Regions from separate parts of the Homo sapiens genome. Here region 2 is linked to region 1. Evidence: read pairs that join two places in POLR2A ChIA-PET (ENCODE). Cell type or tissue: OCI-LY7. All regions are shown on one strand. Links, peaks and the distances in the headings refer to the core of each region. The heading gives the core; the rest is flanking DNA. Region 1 holds the start of LOC124902244 (a long non-coding RNA gene). Region 2 overlaps PALM2AKAP2 (PALM2 and AKAP2 fusion).

Region 1 (8,335 bases), core at 88-8,087:
TTAGAGAATTTATAAAGTATATACTATTATTTAGAAAAGTAATACAATGAACATACTATTATTTAACACAACTGGCAGGTTCTGGGTCAACACCCTGTGATCAAATTAAATTTCTACTCTAAAACTTGAGAAGAAGAATTAGTTACATTAAGTGGGTAAAGACTAGGAGACCTTCATGTCAGCTCATGTCAGGTTTTGCTGCCAAATAAGTTATGAAAAATCTTTCTTTTCAGAGTTTTTTGGATTTGGGAATTATATATGAAGAGTTGTGGACCTGTAATAATATTCTTTTTCAAAGAATTACTACTAGAGCCCAGAGAGATTAAGTTGCCCAAGGTCACTCAGCTTGAAAATGGGAGAGCCTGGTTTCAAACTCAGGCTCTCATTTGTCTCCAAAATCCATCTTCTTTCCCCTACCTTCTCCTTCCCATTTGTTGAGCCTGCTCTATGAGGTATACAGTAATAGCTTCTCTCTCCAACCTGTAGCTCAGGTTCCCTCTACCCTTTCCCAATCTTATGCCCAACCCCTGCATTTTCCTGGGTCCTTCTTGATCCTCCTTTTAGGAGCCACTGTGGCTCTGCAATCCTTCTTTTGCGGTGGCCTGGGTGTATAAATTTGACTCTCAGGGGCCATGAAACAGTGCTTCCCTAGTGACCCAGGATGATTCCTTTCTGCTTTCAGAACTCAATTCCAATGCCCCAAATTACAGTAGGCAAAAGCACTCGGGCTGTCCAAAGATCTGAGCGGATAGCCAAGGGACTAACTTAGTCCACATCAGCCATCTAGCCTAGCTGCTCTTGTGAGTTCTTTTTGAAAGTTATTTCCCAGGAAGAAGCTCTGCCATTTACTCCAGAAACAGGTTCATTCCTTGAAAACTTCGAAAGAACTGGGTACTCAAGCAAGGAAGAAATTTTTAAATTTGAGGATGAGCAGGGATAAGTGTTCATTATTCTGTTAACTAAACATGAACATTTTTGGTGTACTAGGGTCAAAGTCAACTAAGTTAGTTGACTGGTGATCATTGAGCACCATGACTACGTACTGTTCTCCTTGCCTTTTAAAAATTGATCTTTCTGCCTTGGCCCAGACTTCCCTGTGTTCTCTTTATCTAAATCCAGCAAGTATGTTTTCTTGAAAAATGCATGCCATTTGGAAAGGAATTGGTAAGAAAAGACTATGTTGAAGCTATGTTTGGCAAGGGGTGAAGGTGTGCAATGAAATCAGGACTTTTCAAAGTATAGAATTCCACATTCTCTTTAGATATTACCCTTAAAGGCTTGGAAAAGACAACTGCCATGGTTAAACCTGCCTGTCAGCCTCACTCTTCTTTTTTTTTTTTTTTTTTTTTTTTTGAGATGGAGTCTCGTTCTGTCGCCCAGTCTGGAGTGCAGTGGCGCTATCTCGGCTCACTGCAAGCTCTGCCTCCCAGGTTCACGCCATTCTCCTGCCTCAGCCTCCCGAGTAGCTGGGACTACAGGTGCCCACCACCGCGTCCAGCTAATTTTTTGTATTTTTAGTAGAGATGGGGTTTCACCGTGTTAGCCAGGATGGTCTCAATCTCCTGACCTTGTTATCCACCTGCCTCGGCCTCCCAAAGTGCTGGGATTTGGGATTACAGGCGTGAGCCACCGCGTGCAGCCCAGCCTCACTCTTGAGATCCTATGGGCCCAGAAGTCTTTATTCTGTGACAAGCCTGCAGTTACAGCTTCTGGGCAGCAGAACTTTGGAAAAAGCAGAACGTTCCCCACCAGCTGAATTCCCTGGTACAAGCAGGTTCTGCTGTTCCTGCTGATTGTGCTGGGTCTTCAGATAGATCCGTGTGTCTGGGTTGGCTCCTGCTGGTGCTGGGCCACCATGTGATGTCCTCATTGCCTACTTCTGCATGGCCTCTCCATGCTGCAAGTTAGTTAGGGGAGCATCTTATGAGGAATCAGACTCAGCCATGCACAAAAACAGATGCATAGTTTTCAGGTGACAGAGAGGAGGTGAATCAAAGAACCTAATTCTTGCAAGTTCCTTGGTAAGAAATAGGAACTAATCAAAACCAGGCTTGGGAGCAGGATGTCCTCTGTGACTGCTGGGGTTCAGGGCAGAATATGACTGTGTCTTTTACCAGCCATAGTTACTTGCTGTGTACTTCCCTAAGGAGACTGGCATTTCAGATCTATTTGATCTTTGTGTGCTACATACTTATGGGGTGGAAGGCTAGGAGGTGAGGTGGGGCAGGGAGAGAGTGTATGGGGCAGACAATTAGAGCACCAAAGAATATATGTGTAGTTCTTGTAACGAGATTTTCTTTCTCATGGCCTTGAAGGTAAACTTAAAAGGGTTCCCAAAATGTGTGTGTATCTAACTCACAAGTATTACCAGTCTCTCTTTTATTTCCCATTACTCAAGTATAAATCTATGTGCGAGGTGGCTCATGCCTGTAATCCCAGCACTTTGGGAGGCTGAGGTCAGCAGATCACTTGAGGTCAGGAGTTCGAGACCAGCCTGGTCAACACAGTGAAACCCCATGTCTACCAAAAATATAAAAATGAGCCAGGCGTGGTGTCACATGCCTGTAATCCCAGCTACTCGGGAGGCTGAGGCAGGAGAATCGCCTGAACCTGGGAGGCGGAGGTTGTAGTGAGCTACAATCCCTACTGCACTCCAACCTGGGCAACAAAGCAAGACTCTGTCTCAAAAAAAAAAAAAAAAAAATTATGTGTGATGGTCAGGGAGAATATATGCTAAAATATGACAGTCACTTCTCTGGATTCATATCTCAAGCTTCATTCCTGACTACCACTTGCTAGCTTTGTGACCAACTTACTTCACCTCTGTAAACCTCAGTAAAATAGGAATAAAGTTATACCAACCTCATAAAAATGTTGAGACAGGGCCTGGTACATAAAAAGCTCCCAGTAAGAGTTATTATTGTTGTTGTCATTACAACATTACAACATTACAGTTGCTCTTTTGTTTTAAGAAAAAGCTTAGAGGCTGATCGCTTGAGACCAGAAGTTCAAGACCAACCTGGGCAATATAGTGAGACCCTGTTTCTACGGGGGGAAAAAATAGCTGAATTTAGTGGTGTGTACCTTTAGTCCTAGCTACTCAGGAGGCGAGGTGGGAGGATTGCTTGAGCTTGAGTTCAACGCTGCTGTGAGCTATGGTCATGCCGCTGAACTCCAGTCTGAGTGACAAAGCAAGACCCTGTCTCTAAAAAGAAAGAAAAGGCCAGAAAGCCTTAGTAGAATTATTTGTGAGTTGCTCTTTTGCAGCAGTTGTGAGCCTGAAATAAATAACCGAACACACATGATAAAATTGCTTTCTATTCCTAGCTGGGATTTTTTTCAGTTACTTCCTTAGAATTAACATTTCTCTTAGAAACTTGAGGTCAGGAATAATGAGTTTTCAGTAGTCCACTATGATTCGAAAAACTAAAGAGTAAAAAGTCCATCATTAAATGTACTGAGTGAATAAAATTACATGTATTACCATAAAAATGTTTTCCTTCTGGGGGGAGGTAATCTTCACACAGCCAAGCCCACCATGCTAGTAGAAATGTATTTGAAGAGAGGATCTTGGTGGAGAATTACTATTCACCATAATTTTCATTCTTACTGTTTTAATTAACTTTTTTCCTTTTTGGCCTTAAACTCTGCTTGCCCTGTAAGAGCAGAGTTCTTTCTTTCCTTCTAGAGTTTTCATCATCTTCCAGTTGTGTTCATAGGTATAAACCCAATATCAGCAACTCATCCAACAACTTGACTTACCTTTAAGCAATAATATTTGACAGTTTCTCAGACTTGTTTGCCAAGCAGTGGTATTTCTCATTTCTGAGCTAAGTTTATAATCTGAAGATTCATATCATCACATTCTCCCACCCCTGGGGCCTTCAAAGGAGGAGATGAAAGAAGAAGGGACCAGCTCTTGGTGTGCGGGTCACAGCTGGAACCGCACAAGTCCGTGCACTCTGGGGCTGACAAGCAGGATGTTCCCTTGTACTGAGAGGAAACGAAATTGAAAATGCAAGTCTGAGCTCATTTCTTTCTGGTGACTTGTGGGTCGCTTCAGATGTTTGCAACCTTATCCCAATGCTGTGTGAAGAAAGGAGGTCATTGAAGGAGGCCCTGGCTTAGGCATGTCCTCTGGTGAGTGATTTTGTTCGGTTCAGTTTGGTTTTTAAATACGAGTGGGTGAAGGCTTTTTCTTTTATTTTGAGAAATGTGGAAACAAAGGCTCTTTGATTTAAGACCTCAGACTTCATGCATAGAGAGAGTAATAATCACCCAAATCATAATATCTGACCAAAATTTTCAGGACTTTTGGAATCCCCATTCCTGGCTTTTTAAAAGTTAGACCTGAAATCCAGAAGGAAGATTTGGACAGTCAGGGATGACAATAGCTGTATTCTGAGTGCATGCAGCCTTTTCTCGGGTTCTTTGGGTGGGAGGAATTGCAGATTCTTTTCTCTGCCTCCTGTCAGCACGGCTCGCCACAGATGCCCAAGGGAAATCCATCCGGCCTGGAAAATCCAGAAGCACAGCCAAGGCATGGCTTGCTTTCTCTGGACCACAGAGTGGTATAACTATTTATGATAAATAAACAGGAAACACCAATTTATGCTTTCCCACTCATGATGGGACTAAACTAGCTAGTTTGGAGTGAAACTCTTTGGGCTTCCTTGCTGCTTAGTCTACCTTGCAATGCTACAGTCTTGTGAGCACCACCATTGCAGAGATGAACAGTTTTTTTCCTTCTGAGCTCCTCTGGGTATGCACCGCCTGGGATGATGGAAGGGCTTGTGGATCTGCCTAGTCCATAAAAGTTAAAGCAAGCAGGTTTACCTGCTTTTCTCAGCGTGGGCTAATAATATTTACAAGAAAACTTTTCTGGTTTGTTTTATATTTTAAAATTAATTTGTGCTGATTGTAGAAAAAAATGTAAAAAGAATCAAAAGTGATTCATAATCCTACTCCCCCAGGAATAACCACCTTTCTAGATTTTCTCCATGCCCATAGGTTCATGGAAGCCAATATTGGGTTGATACTTGCATTCGTTTCTATTGCTGCTATGACAAATTACCACAAATATAGTAGCTTAAAAAATATGCATTTAGCCAGGCACAGTGGCTCATGCCTGTAATGCCAGCACTTTGGGAAGCTGAGGCTAGAGAATCTCTTGAGCCCAGGAGTTCAAGCCCTGGGCAACATAGTGAGACCTTGTCTCTAATAATAATAATTTTTAAAAATACACATGCATTATCTTACAGCTTTAGAAGGCAGAAGTCTGAAATTCATCTGCTATGGATGACTATCTGACCAAAATAATTTTCAGAACTTTTGGAATCCCCATTCTTGGCTTTTTAAAAGTTAGACCTGAAATCCAAAAGGAGGATTGAGACCAGCCTGGTCTCAATTGAGACCCCTGTCCCGCAAATTCGTATACTGAAGTCTTAACCCTCAGTGTGGTGGTGTTTGGAGGTGGGCCCTTTGGGATATAATTAGGTTTACATGAAGTCACAGAGTGGAGCCCTCATGACAGGATCAATGCCCTTGTAAGAAGAGATATCAGACAGCTTCTCTCCCCACCATGTGTGGACACAGCAAGAGGGCAGCTGTCTGCAATCCAGGGAGAGAGCCTTCAGCAGAAACCGACCATTCTGGCACCTCGATCTTGGACTTCCAGACTCTAAAGTTGTGAGAAAATAAGTGCGTGTTGTTCAAACCATCCAGTCTATGGTATTTTATGGCAGCTCAAACAAACCTAAGACTGGGCTAAAATCAAGGTGTCAGTGGGTAGTGTTCCTTCTAGTGGCTCTGGGGAAGAGTTCACTTTCTTCCCTCTTTCGTTCTGTATGCTGCCTACATTCCTTGGCTCATGGCCCCTTCCTCCATCTTCAAGGCCAGCAGTGCAGCATCTTCAGATCTCTCTCTCTCTCTCGCTGACCCTCCTAGTTCCCTCCTACAATTACATCAGACCCAACTGGATATTTCAGGATAGCTTTCCCATCTCAAGTACCTAAACTTAATCACAACTGCAAAGTTCTTTTTACCTCTAAAGCAACGTATTACAGGTTTTGGGGATTAGGACTTGGACATTGTTGGTGAGGCCATTGTTCTGCCCACCACAGGAGGCAACATATAGTGTTCATCTTATGCTGATTGAGTGTCTGCCATGTGCTATGCACTTTTGCTTTCTTTCACACAGTTAAGAAGTGGTGAACTAGGATTTGAACCCAGGCAGTCTGGCTCTCCCGCCTGCACTCTTGAACTCCTGCAATATATCTACTTCTGCAGTCTGCTTTTTCTCTTAATATAGTTTGAATATTTTCTCATGACCTTAACCATTCCTCTAAGTTTGAGAGTCTAAAACATCATTTATAATGGCTAACTAATACTTCATTGCCTAAATGAGCCATAGCTAACTTAACCATTCTTCAATAGGAAGATATCTTGGTGTAGTTAAAAAAAACACAGTGCTGAACGTTCTTGTACATGAGCTGTGTGCCCATACTTACTTATTAAATGAACTTGGGCCAGAAAAGTTCCCTGGAAGCTGGTTAACTACTGTACATTAGACAACAGTATTTCCTAAACTGTTTTTCTTCTTTTTTCCCCTTCTGTATTCATTTACTTACTTTAAAATTTTTTTCCCCTTCTGTATTCATTTACTTACTTTTAAAATGAGGTCTCACTATGTTAACCAGGCTGGTCTCAAACTCCTGAGCTCAAGTGATCCTCTGACCTCAGCCTCCTGAAGTGCTGGGATTACAGGCATGAGCCTCTGCACCTGGCTTTTTTTCTTGAGGCACTTAATAGATTCTATGAAGTGAGGTTTTCTGGTTAACTAAACTTAAGAAATGCTGCACTCCCATTCCTGAATTAGAGCTTCACAATCATATTAGCACTAAAACCAGAAGTCCTCTGGTAAACAAATCCCTCTCTCCCTCCTTGTTTTCTTTAACCCAGAGTTTCCCAAGCTTAATTTGACCAAAGATTTTTTTCTTTGAGGCATCAAGTAACTATCCTACAAAGCTAAGGTCACAGGACACAATGTTAGAAACACATCTTTGGAGTCAACCAAGTGAAGCCACTTACCCTCAAACTCCTTCAAAGGCTTAAGTCTAAAATTACTCCAGATGGAATAGTTTGAATATGATCACGTTTATGAAATAAACTTAAACGTTTCCTATCCTCCACTCGGAATTTCAGTCTAACATTGTTGTAGTGGTTCCTTACGTTCCTTATAGAGGTCACATTATACCTGTTCCCTGCTCTGTAAATGTCAGGGCTGGCCATCAGCCAAGACCAATACGGACCTGCCCTGAGGTCTACATGGCACTGTGTGTTCATGTTGTTGTTTAAGGATAGTGACCGATGTCCTTCAAGAGAGCCGTTCTGGCCGGGCACAGTGGCTCATGCCTGTAATCCCAGCACTTTGGGTGGCTGAGACAGACTGATCACTTGAGGTCAGGAGTTCGAGACCAGCCTGGCCAACATGGTAAAACCCTGTCTCTAGTAAAAATACAAAAATTAGCCAGGCATAGTGGTGGGTGCCTGTAATCCCAGCTACTCAGGAGGCTGAGGCAGGAGAATCGCTTGAACCTGGGAGGCAGAGGTTGCAATGAACCCAGATCACTGCACTCCAGCCTGGGCAACAGAGCAAGACTCCATTTCAAAAAAATGAAAGAAAAAAAAGTGTTCTATAGAGTGTTCAGTGCAGGTGAGGAACTGGATGGCAGGATGTTCTCATTGAAAATGGGGCAGATTTCAGGCATCACAAGCTATTGAATCATTACAGGTGAATAAACCAATAGCAGAGCAAAGTTTGAGGGAGTAAGCAAAGCTGGACCTGGGGTTACTGGGGAAGTTCTGGGTGAGATGCACACTGGATCAGTGAAAAAGAAGCACCAAAGATAACCATCATGGTTTGGGGAGTCTAATGGGGCATGTCCTCTTGGCCAAGGGACTTCAAGGGGCCTTATGGGGTCATGAAAAAGAATGTGATTGAGCTCCCAGGCCTGTGGCACAGACTATTTGCATCACATTCATTTAATGATCTTCAAGACCCAAACAGTGGTGCTGTCTGCAGTGTCCACTATTGGGGGAAGAGCATCCGGAGTGCTGTCACCGTCCTAATGGAGAGGACCTCTGGCTGCAAACTCTGGACCTCTGAGGAAGTTGTCAGGTGTGGAACAGGTTTCTCTCCAGCCTTTTGGCAGCCTGTGTGATTCCTAAGATGGCACCCAGAATTCTGGTGCCTGGTTTGAACCATACTTGGGGAGGATCATCAGAGATCACAGGGCCCAGCAGAGGAGCCTGGCTGAGCTAGCTTCCCTTGATA
Region 2 (8,335 bases), core at 106-8,105, 210 kb before region 1:
CCAAACATTCTCTGCTCCTCAGACCCATCTCTCTGGGCCCTGCAGAGCAATCGCTTCTCTGCTCAAAACTACCACCTTGGTTTTTAGGTGGGCACCTTCCCCAGAGGCCTCACACTCCGCTCCACACCTGGGTGTTTTCAGAACCTAGAGACTGGAATTCTCAACCTCAACTTAATGTCTCTACTCCTTCAGGGCGTTTCCCTATTGATGAAAGAATTATTAGGGAGCAAGAACCAAGAAAACCAAATGCGGAGGCCCAAAATCAAAGTATCCATGCAGTCATTCATCTGTATCCCTTTGAATAAGCTAGCAACATTCGTTCTTACTCTCTTTAATAAAAAGAGCATATTAAAATAAAATAAAATAAAATAATTCTTAAAAACAGCATATTACTCAGCTGTCTCGCTGGCTTCTTGGAAGGAGTAGCAAATATGCTTTATATACTCCAATCTCATTGTCATCAGTATATAGGGTTTGGAAATCAATAATTAAATACATAATTTAATAAAAACATACTTCCAGATTTCAGCCAGCCTATCAGTGAAACTTCCATTGAATTGTCTTCTATTTCTTTTCCTTCTTCCCCAGGTCCTTCATCCAGGAAAATTTCCAGAGCTTTCCTTCAAATACTTTTCTGTATGTCCATGTATGTTTCAAGATTTCTTTCAGGGCTCCCCAGAAAGCCCTCACCCCTCAACAGCACTCCCTCCTCATTTTTTAAATAAGATGAACAAAGGCAGCAAGCCCTTTGACCCTCATCATTATACAAATTGTAGTGTACCTCTGACATGGAGAAGCTGGAGAGAAGACAGGGCAGGTTAGAGAGTATGCTCTGTGCTTTGTGGTTAGAGACAAAGGGATGAAAAGTGTGAGAGGCCATTGGTATAAACTTTTGGCAGCAACAGGAAGTAGAAGAGTTTTTAAAATCTTGTGCATCAAAAATAAGACATTGCACTGAAAACGTAAGTCTTATGTTCCTATTGGTTCATATGCACTCTAGTTCATGCTTTTGTATATTATTGGCTGAGAACTGAAGCAAAATATAAATGCTTACTCATAAAGATGACATTTAAACATTCACACCTCTTGCATGGCTTTCTAAAAGGCCTAGATAACATTCTCATATATGTATCCATGAAAACGAAATATTGCCTTTGGGTTAAGTCAGAGCTTCTCAAAGTGTTCGCCTTTGTTCTCTTTACTGGAGGAAAGAGTGAATGCAGAAAGGAATGTAGAATCACACTCTTAAGTGTGATTTGTGGTTCCTCTGAAGCCTTATGTTTTATCTAGGAAAAAAATACATATGCATTTTGTGACATAACATATCTAAGTTTATTTTATTATAAAATTATATTAAAATTCTTAAAATATTCTATGCTCATATTCTAGGAATATTGGAAGAATAGTGTACAACATGTAAATATAAATAGGTAACCCTAGTAAAACCATGTCACATGTGGTTCAGTCCCAGAGCCATATCACATTTAAAGAACTACAGCTTAAAATTGCACACCAAAAAACCATTAAGAAGGTGTTCTGTTCTTTAACTATTTCTCCTGAAGGATATTAAAAGGGACCTTGGCCGGGTGCGGTAGCTCACGCCTGTAATCTCAGCACTTTGGGAGGCTGAGGAGGGTGGATCGCTTGAGGTCAGGAGTTTGAGACTAGCCTGGTAAACATGGTGAAACCCCATCTCTACTGAAAATACAAAAATTAGCCAGGCTTGGTAGCATATGCCTGTAACCCCAGCTACTTGGGAGGCTGAGGCAGGAGAATCGCTTGAACCCGGGAGGCAGAGGTTGCAGTGAGACAAAGTCGCACCGCTGCACTTCGGCCTGGGTGACAGAGTAAGACTCTGTCTCAAAATAATAATAATAATAAAAAATAAATAAAAGGGACCTAATTTATATCTCCACTAAGTAATAATTCTCATATTCACTTTTCTTTCCTCCACATATCACCTGCTCTAAAGCATCATTTACCACCACAAAATACTCCTTCTCTATGCATATTTCATACAGTTTTTACTCTCTTTCCCACTAAACTCCTTCTTTCTCATTTGTGTATTATGTGGATATACTTAACCTTTCCAGCAAAGAACTTTTCATCATCATCTCTCCTTTCTTCCAGGCTCTGATTCTAGAACAGGCAAAGATTAAAATGACAGAAAATTGGACCAACAATGATCAGCATTCTCATTGGTGGGAAGAGGGAGAGGGATATCTGTAAACATCCCCATGTTAATAATTTGTATTTTTATCCTATCACATATGGATATAAAAATAGAAATATTTTGTTCCATATTCTGTATTGATCGCAGGCCAGTGTGTGGATTTGTTCACAGATAACTGAATGTTTGCAGAATAATAAGATATTGTACCTACAAACTAACAATTATTACTTTCCTTATTTATAACTGTGTCCCATGAGTGTGTTAATAGTGATAAGATATATTCTAATCCCAAACTGCTTTTTAAAATAAGTGTTATATTTCAAGAACAGGCTTTTGGAGTCCATGCAAATTTTAAATGCCTATTCTATTCTTCTGATGGCACATTTTGTGAGAAATCAGGAACTAACTGAGATAAATGTTTATTTGGATACACAGTCATTGTGTGTGTCCATGCACCTCTATGACAAATGCTGGTTGGCCTCCCATTGTGTCACTTGAAGAAACTTGAGATCTTTATGCTGAACAAGTGAAACTTTCAAAATGGATCTGATGAAAACCAAACATGGGATTTTGTTTCATAATCTTTTTAGTTAAGTGTTAACCAGGAACAGAGTGTATCTTATTATGCAAGCAGATGGAACAATATCATCACTGTTATTTTTTCAAACAAGTTCAAACATTAATTACTGTGTGTACCATTTCATTGGTGTCATATTATACAAAGTATTTGTTACTAGATTACAACAACCATATTAGACTCTTGAATTATTAGCCTTTGTTTGAGAGATGTGTATATTGGGTACCTGCTATACAAATGGCTCTAAGGTAGGTGCTGACAGGGAGGGGGCATCATGGATAGGTGTTGGGCAAGAAACTAACCCTCAAAAGATCCTAAAAATCTATGAAGCTGATGAAACATTCCCACAGATAATTATACAACTGAGTGGTAATTGTTAAGAGCCTTCAGAGAAGTTTAGAAAAAGTATTGAGAAAATTTTAAGAGAGGGATGACTTAGAGATGGAAGGATCAAAGAAAGCTTATGGAAGAGGAGGCAGTTGACCTTGGCGTTAATCAATGGGCCATATTTGGATATGTAGAAACTCAAAACAAAGACATTTCAGGAGAAGGGAATCTTAACAAAAGCAGAAGATATTTACGTCTGGGATGGTGTTATTTGGTTGTGCTAAATGGAAAAGGAGCACTAGAACATATGGTTGAAAAGATAGTTTGGATCTTCTTAACACAGGGAACTTATTCAGAAAGAGGTAGGGACTCAAGACAATGACAAGCAGATGGGCTAGATCTCTAGAAGTTTGGAGGAGCAACAGAAGGCTATCTAGGCAGAGGGACAGCAGGCACACAGATGAGCAGCCGTGGGAGGAAGTTGAGTGTCCTGGGAATAGTGAGAAGTCGTTATGGCCACAATGTGTAAAGAATGAGAGAGCCCACAAGACAAGGCTAGAAAGGAAGTTTGCAGACACATCCTGAAGGGAACTATATGCCATGCTGGGGAGTTTGGTGTTTATTTTCTAAAGACACAAGGAACCAACAGAGGGTTTATGACTCAAGTAACTGTGGGCAGGATGGAGCACAGGCTGGCAGGGGTCGGCAAAATTTTTGTATAAATGGCCAGATTTTAACTATTTTAGACTTTGTGGACCATATAGTCTTTGTCACACATTAATTGTTTTCTTTCTCTTTTCTCTTTCCTTCCCCCATCTTTTCCTCCCTCTCTTTCTTCTTCTCCTTCCTCTTCTTTTTTCTTCCTTCTCCTTCCCCTTCTCTTCTTCTTCTTCTTCCTCTTCTTTTTTTTTTTTTTTTTTTTTTTTAAAGAAACAACCCTTTACAAGTGTAAAACCACTCTTAGCTCCTCTGGCCATACAGAAACAGGCTCAGGCTGTCTTTGGCCCTCTGGCCACAGTTTGCAGTCTTCTAGACTAGAGCAAGAAGACAGAAGTGTTAGGTAAAATAAAAAGCAAGGCTGTTGTGCAGAGAGCAGAGGAGGGCCTGGACTAAGGCCTTGGTGACAGAAATGGTGGTGAGGAGATGGATGAGATATATCTGAAGTAGAATGATTTACTGTCAGTGAGTGTTTGGCTGTAAGAAAGTAGGAAGAAAAGAACAAGTCAGGTGTGATTCTCAGGCCTGTGGCTTGAGAGACTAGGTAGCAGTGCTGCTGTTATTTGGCATGGAGACTGTGGAATAGTTTTGATAGAAGAAGCTGGAGTCAGTTTGGAAGCTGCTGAGTTTGATGGGTTCGTGGCACATCCAGATAAAGGGCACCTGGAGCCTGGTGGCTCTATGGGCCTGATGCACAGTTTCTTCCCATCCAGGAAGACTGTGAAGAAACCAGTTTGGAAGTATGAGGTGTCACAAGAGTCTATAGGACAGGAAAGAGCTGTCCTTAGCAACCCCAGACTGGCAGCAAGAGTTGGGATGAATTAGAAAGGATACAAGACTGAGAGACAGGGGCAAGGGGAGGGGGAGACCAGGTAGGAAGCTCTTCCAACAATCTAGGGAAGAGGAAGTGAATGTCTTACATTGACCAGTAGCAATGGAACAAAAAGAAGACAACAGATGGGAAAGGTATTAATGGAACAAAAAGAAGACAACAGATGGGAAAGGTATTGTGGGCAGCAGGACTTGGCACTCTGTGCATGGAAGATGAAAGAGGCCTTCTGCGATCATTGTCTTCAAATTCCAGTGTCCTATGTGATGTTACTTCTGTCTTGTTCTTTTCTTAGTTCTTATTTTAGGTACCTAGTTTAGTGACTGAAGTACTCACAGGGCACATAATATGAATGCTCCCATGCTTTTTCAATTGTTGAAAATATTCTGTTGTATAGTACAGTGGAGGATAGCCATGACCCACCTATGAAAACCTTTGTGGAAATGTAGAGAAAACGAAAACACTTGATGAAAGAGGTTTTTTCATTTATTTAAAATTTTGGACCTGGAACACATTTTAACCAAGGGTTTGTAAATTGTCTGTCAGCCTGGGAAGCCCTCAGTCAAGGTAGTTTGCATGTTGCCAGCCTCCATGAAATTCTTCACACTAAGATCTAAAGTCTCTTGTGCCCTTATTTTAGCAGATCTTCCTTAAATGTGTGAGTGCCATTGAGATATAGCAACCGTGCATCTGTCTTCCAAGTGCATTAAACTGCTGTGTTACAATACAGATATAACCATCTTTATTCACAGTGCGCACCTCACTCTAACACTCAAGATGCTTGGCAGTTAGAATAGAAAGGGCACAAAACCTTTTTTTTTGTCTGTTTGGCAATTAACCATTCACTGGCTTTTTTTGTTGTAACATGCACTTCCTTTCTCTTGTTTTCATTCAAGCTGTGTACGCCATGGAAATTAATGTGGAGAAAGACAAACAAACAGGAGAGACCAAGATTCTCTCTACATCTACCATTGGCCCAGAGGGGGTCCATCAGAAAGGAGTCAAAGTCTATGATGATGGTACCAAAGTAGTGTATGAGGTGCGCTCAGGAGGCACCGTAGTAGAAAATGGAGTGCACAAATTAAGCACAAAGGATGTAGAAGAGCTTATTCAGAAGGCTGGACAATCAAGCTTAGGAGGAGGGCACGTGTCTGAAAGGACTGTGATTGCAGATGGGAGCCTCAGCCATCCCAAGGAACACATGCTCTGCAAAGAAGCTAAGTTAGAAATGGTACATAAGTCTAGGAAAGACCATTCTTCCGGGAACCCAGGGCAGCAGGCCCAAGCCCCCAGCGCTGCAGGGCCGGAGGCAAACTTGGATCAGCCCGTCACCATGATTTTTATGGGCTACCAAAATATCGAGGATGAAGAGGAGACGAAAAAGGTGCTAGGCTATGATGAAACCATCAAGGCTGAATTGGTCCTCATTGATGAAGATGATGAGAAGTCATTGAGGGAGAAGACAGTGACGGACGTGTCCACTATTGACGGGAACGCGGCTGAGCTTGTGTCCGGGAGGCCGGTCTCAGACACCACAGAGCCCTCATCCCCAGAAGGGAAGGAAGAGAGCCTAGCTACAGAGCCAGCCCCAGGTACCCAAAAGAAAAAGCGCTGTCAATGCTGTGTTGTCATGTGACCACTTCTTTCTTCTCCTTTCTTCTGGGCAGCCTGTACTCTCCACCACTCACGTAGACCTCACTGTACCACTAACTGCAATACTGTGAACTGGAAGCAAACACCTGCCTTGCCTTGCAGTTGAATTGCTTTGATCTCTCTCATTTTTTTTCCTTTTCCTCACCTGAGAGACAACGTGCATGTGTGTGCTTCATTCTCTCCAAGAACTTGCTTTTCCTCTAAACCTTTCCTTGTGTCTTCAAGAGTGAATCACTTCCTTCCTGCTCGATTGGAATGGACTCTTCGTATCAGCCAGTGATATGGTAGCCTTAACTCACTTGACTGGAATTGAACCCATTGGCACTGGGGGTTTCATTTTGTAGTGTGTTCCTGTAACGTAGTCACACACTGCCATGTCTCTGGTTTCTCACTTGCCTCCTTTGCTGTGGATCTTTGTTTTTATATCTTGTGTGGCAAAATGCTGTTGGCTCTAGCCGGTTGCTAGTGTAGCCAAAAGTGGACCTTACTTAGTCTGTCCGATCTAGGGTGATGCTTTTTGCTGCCTTACATAAGCTTCCAGATTACAGTATTGTGCATTCATGGCTTTCTTTCTGTTAAAACTGAAATGAAGTCAATGTAGAAGAACCCAGAGCTTGTCACAGCTGAAATGTAGGGACTGATTCCATAACCTGCCCATCAGCGGTTGTCTCTCTTTCTATGGTTTAACCGATGAACCCTTTATATAAGAAGCACCATTTTAAAATTTCTAAGGACATGAAACAAACATTGTTTGAAGCATCAGTAGCAATTGATCTCCAAACTTAGGCAAATTCACAAGCCTTGTTTCTATTCTCTTAAAAAAATGTAAATTTTTATATTGTTTCTTTTTTCTGGATATTTTCTGGTCATGTTAATCTATTTTCAATGAGGAGATCATCTTGAGAAGTATCTTTGCAGTGACCATATTTCTAAAACAGTCTGTCCAACCTACAATGGTTGCCATGATGCTCCCACTTCATCATGGATGGTGCTGTAATGCATTAACTGTTCATCTCCTCCCCAGTTGATTACAAAGCCTTGCATCCATACTCTTTTCTTTCTGGCCCCATGAGAAAGAGAATGTTTTAGGTAACTTCAACTTGTAGGTTTATCTGCCCTTCAAAAAAAAAAACTTTAAAAAACTTTTAAAAATTAAGAAAGACCTATCTTCTCAATGTTAAGCACTTAATTTCATAACAAATATTAAGTGGCACATAGCTGAGCTTCTTAGGGCATTGTTTTGTTTTTAGCTTCTGGAGATTCCAGAAGAGCAAAGAATATTTTTTATCTAGAACACAATGAACAGTTTTTGAAATACCTTCTCAGCACTCCCCCAAAGCAAAAAGCCACATATGTAGTAAAACCAAAGGGAAACAATTTAATAAAATAACAATAGTATAGTAATGAAATAAAGATATAACATGATTACTGGTTTTAATAAGAGTTATCTTAACTTTAAGTTATTTGCCCATTTATAGCATTGTTATGAATTATTCATAAAATTATGTCCCACAGTATATAGTTTTGAAAAAACATATGATATACTACATCCAGTCTAACTTCTGTGGAAAGTAGATCAGAAAAAATAAGATAGTCTTGAGAGAATTTTATTATAGAAGCTGTCTAATTTGACCTATTTTGCTTGCTCAGTGCTAAATCTATTGCTTTTTTTTAATCTCCTGGCTTGAAATTATATTTACTTCAATAGGAAAGGTAAAAACATCAGTTTTTACTTTTCAAAGTTAATTTTCTGAAATAATTGCATTTTAATGAGCACAAAATGGGTCATTTTATTTTTATTATACTCATCTTGTTTACACCTATACATAAACAGAAAACGTTAAAGAAGAGAAAAATAAAGGAGCTAAGTTCTGCTGTTGAAGATTATTTCATCCAAGGCTTGGTTTTGAATAACTGAGGGAAATATCTCTAAATCTCAAGTTCATCAAAGCAGCTGCAATGGAATAAAATTGCTATTTTATCGAGAAACCTGGTTTGGATGCTTATAAATTCCACTACTCTCAGCTTCATTTTCCTGAGTACGTGGTCACTGAAGCAT

What was found. Peaks named below come from ENCODE experiments on the same cell type or tissue, not always from the same donor. Only the 100,000 strongest peaks of a DNase experiment are listed, where the experiment ranks them.
Region 2: POLR2A ChIA-PET joins it to region 1 with 11 read pairs; 3 of 35 experiments call an interaction of 5 or more read pairs at or near these places.

Annotation. Positions count from the first base shown.
Region 1 is chr9:110,144,564-110,152,898 of GRCh38, forward strand. The region is part of intron 8 of PALM2AKAP2 (PALM2 and AKAP2 fusion); the gene reads left to right. It overlaps LOC124902244 (a long non-coding RNA gene), which reads left to right and starts at 5,170. Exons shown (of 2, transcript XR_007061727.1): 1 at 5,170-8,335. RefSeq lists an enhancer at 3,869-4,118. In OCI-LY7, for the core only: no CTCF peak of the experiment used is centred there; DNase peaks (open chromatin) are centred at 1,998, 3,988, 4,698, 6,788 and 3 weaker places; H3K4me3 peaks cover 7,190 bases; H3K27ac peaks cover 8,000 bases.
Region 2 is chr9:109,937,167-109,945,501 of GRCh38, forward strand. The region is part of intron 6 of PALM2AKAP2 (PALM2 and AKAP2 fusion); the gene reads left to right. Among named protein-coding and RNA genes, the nearest start is that of PALM2AKAP2, 160 kb to the left of the region's middle. In OCI-LY7, for the core only: no CTCF peak of the experiment used is centred there; no DNase peak of the experiment used is centred there.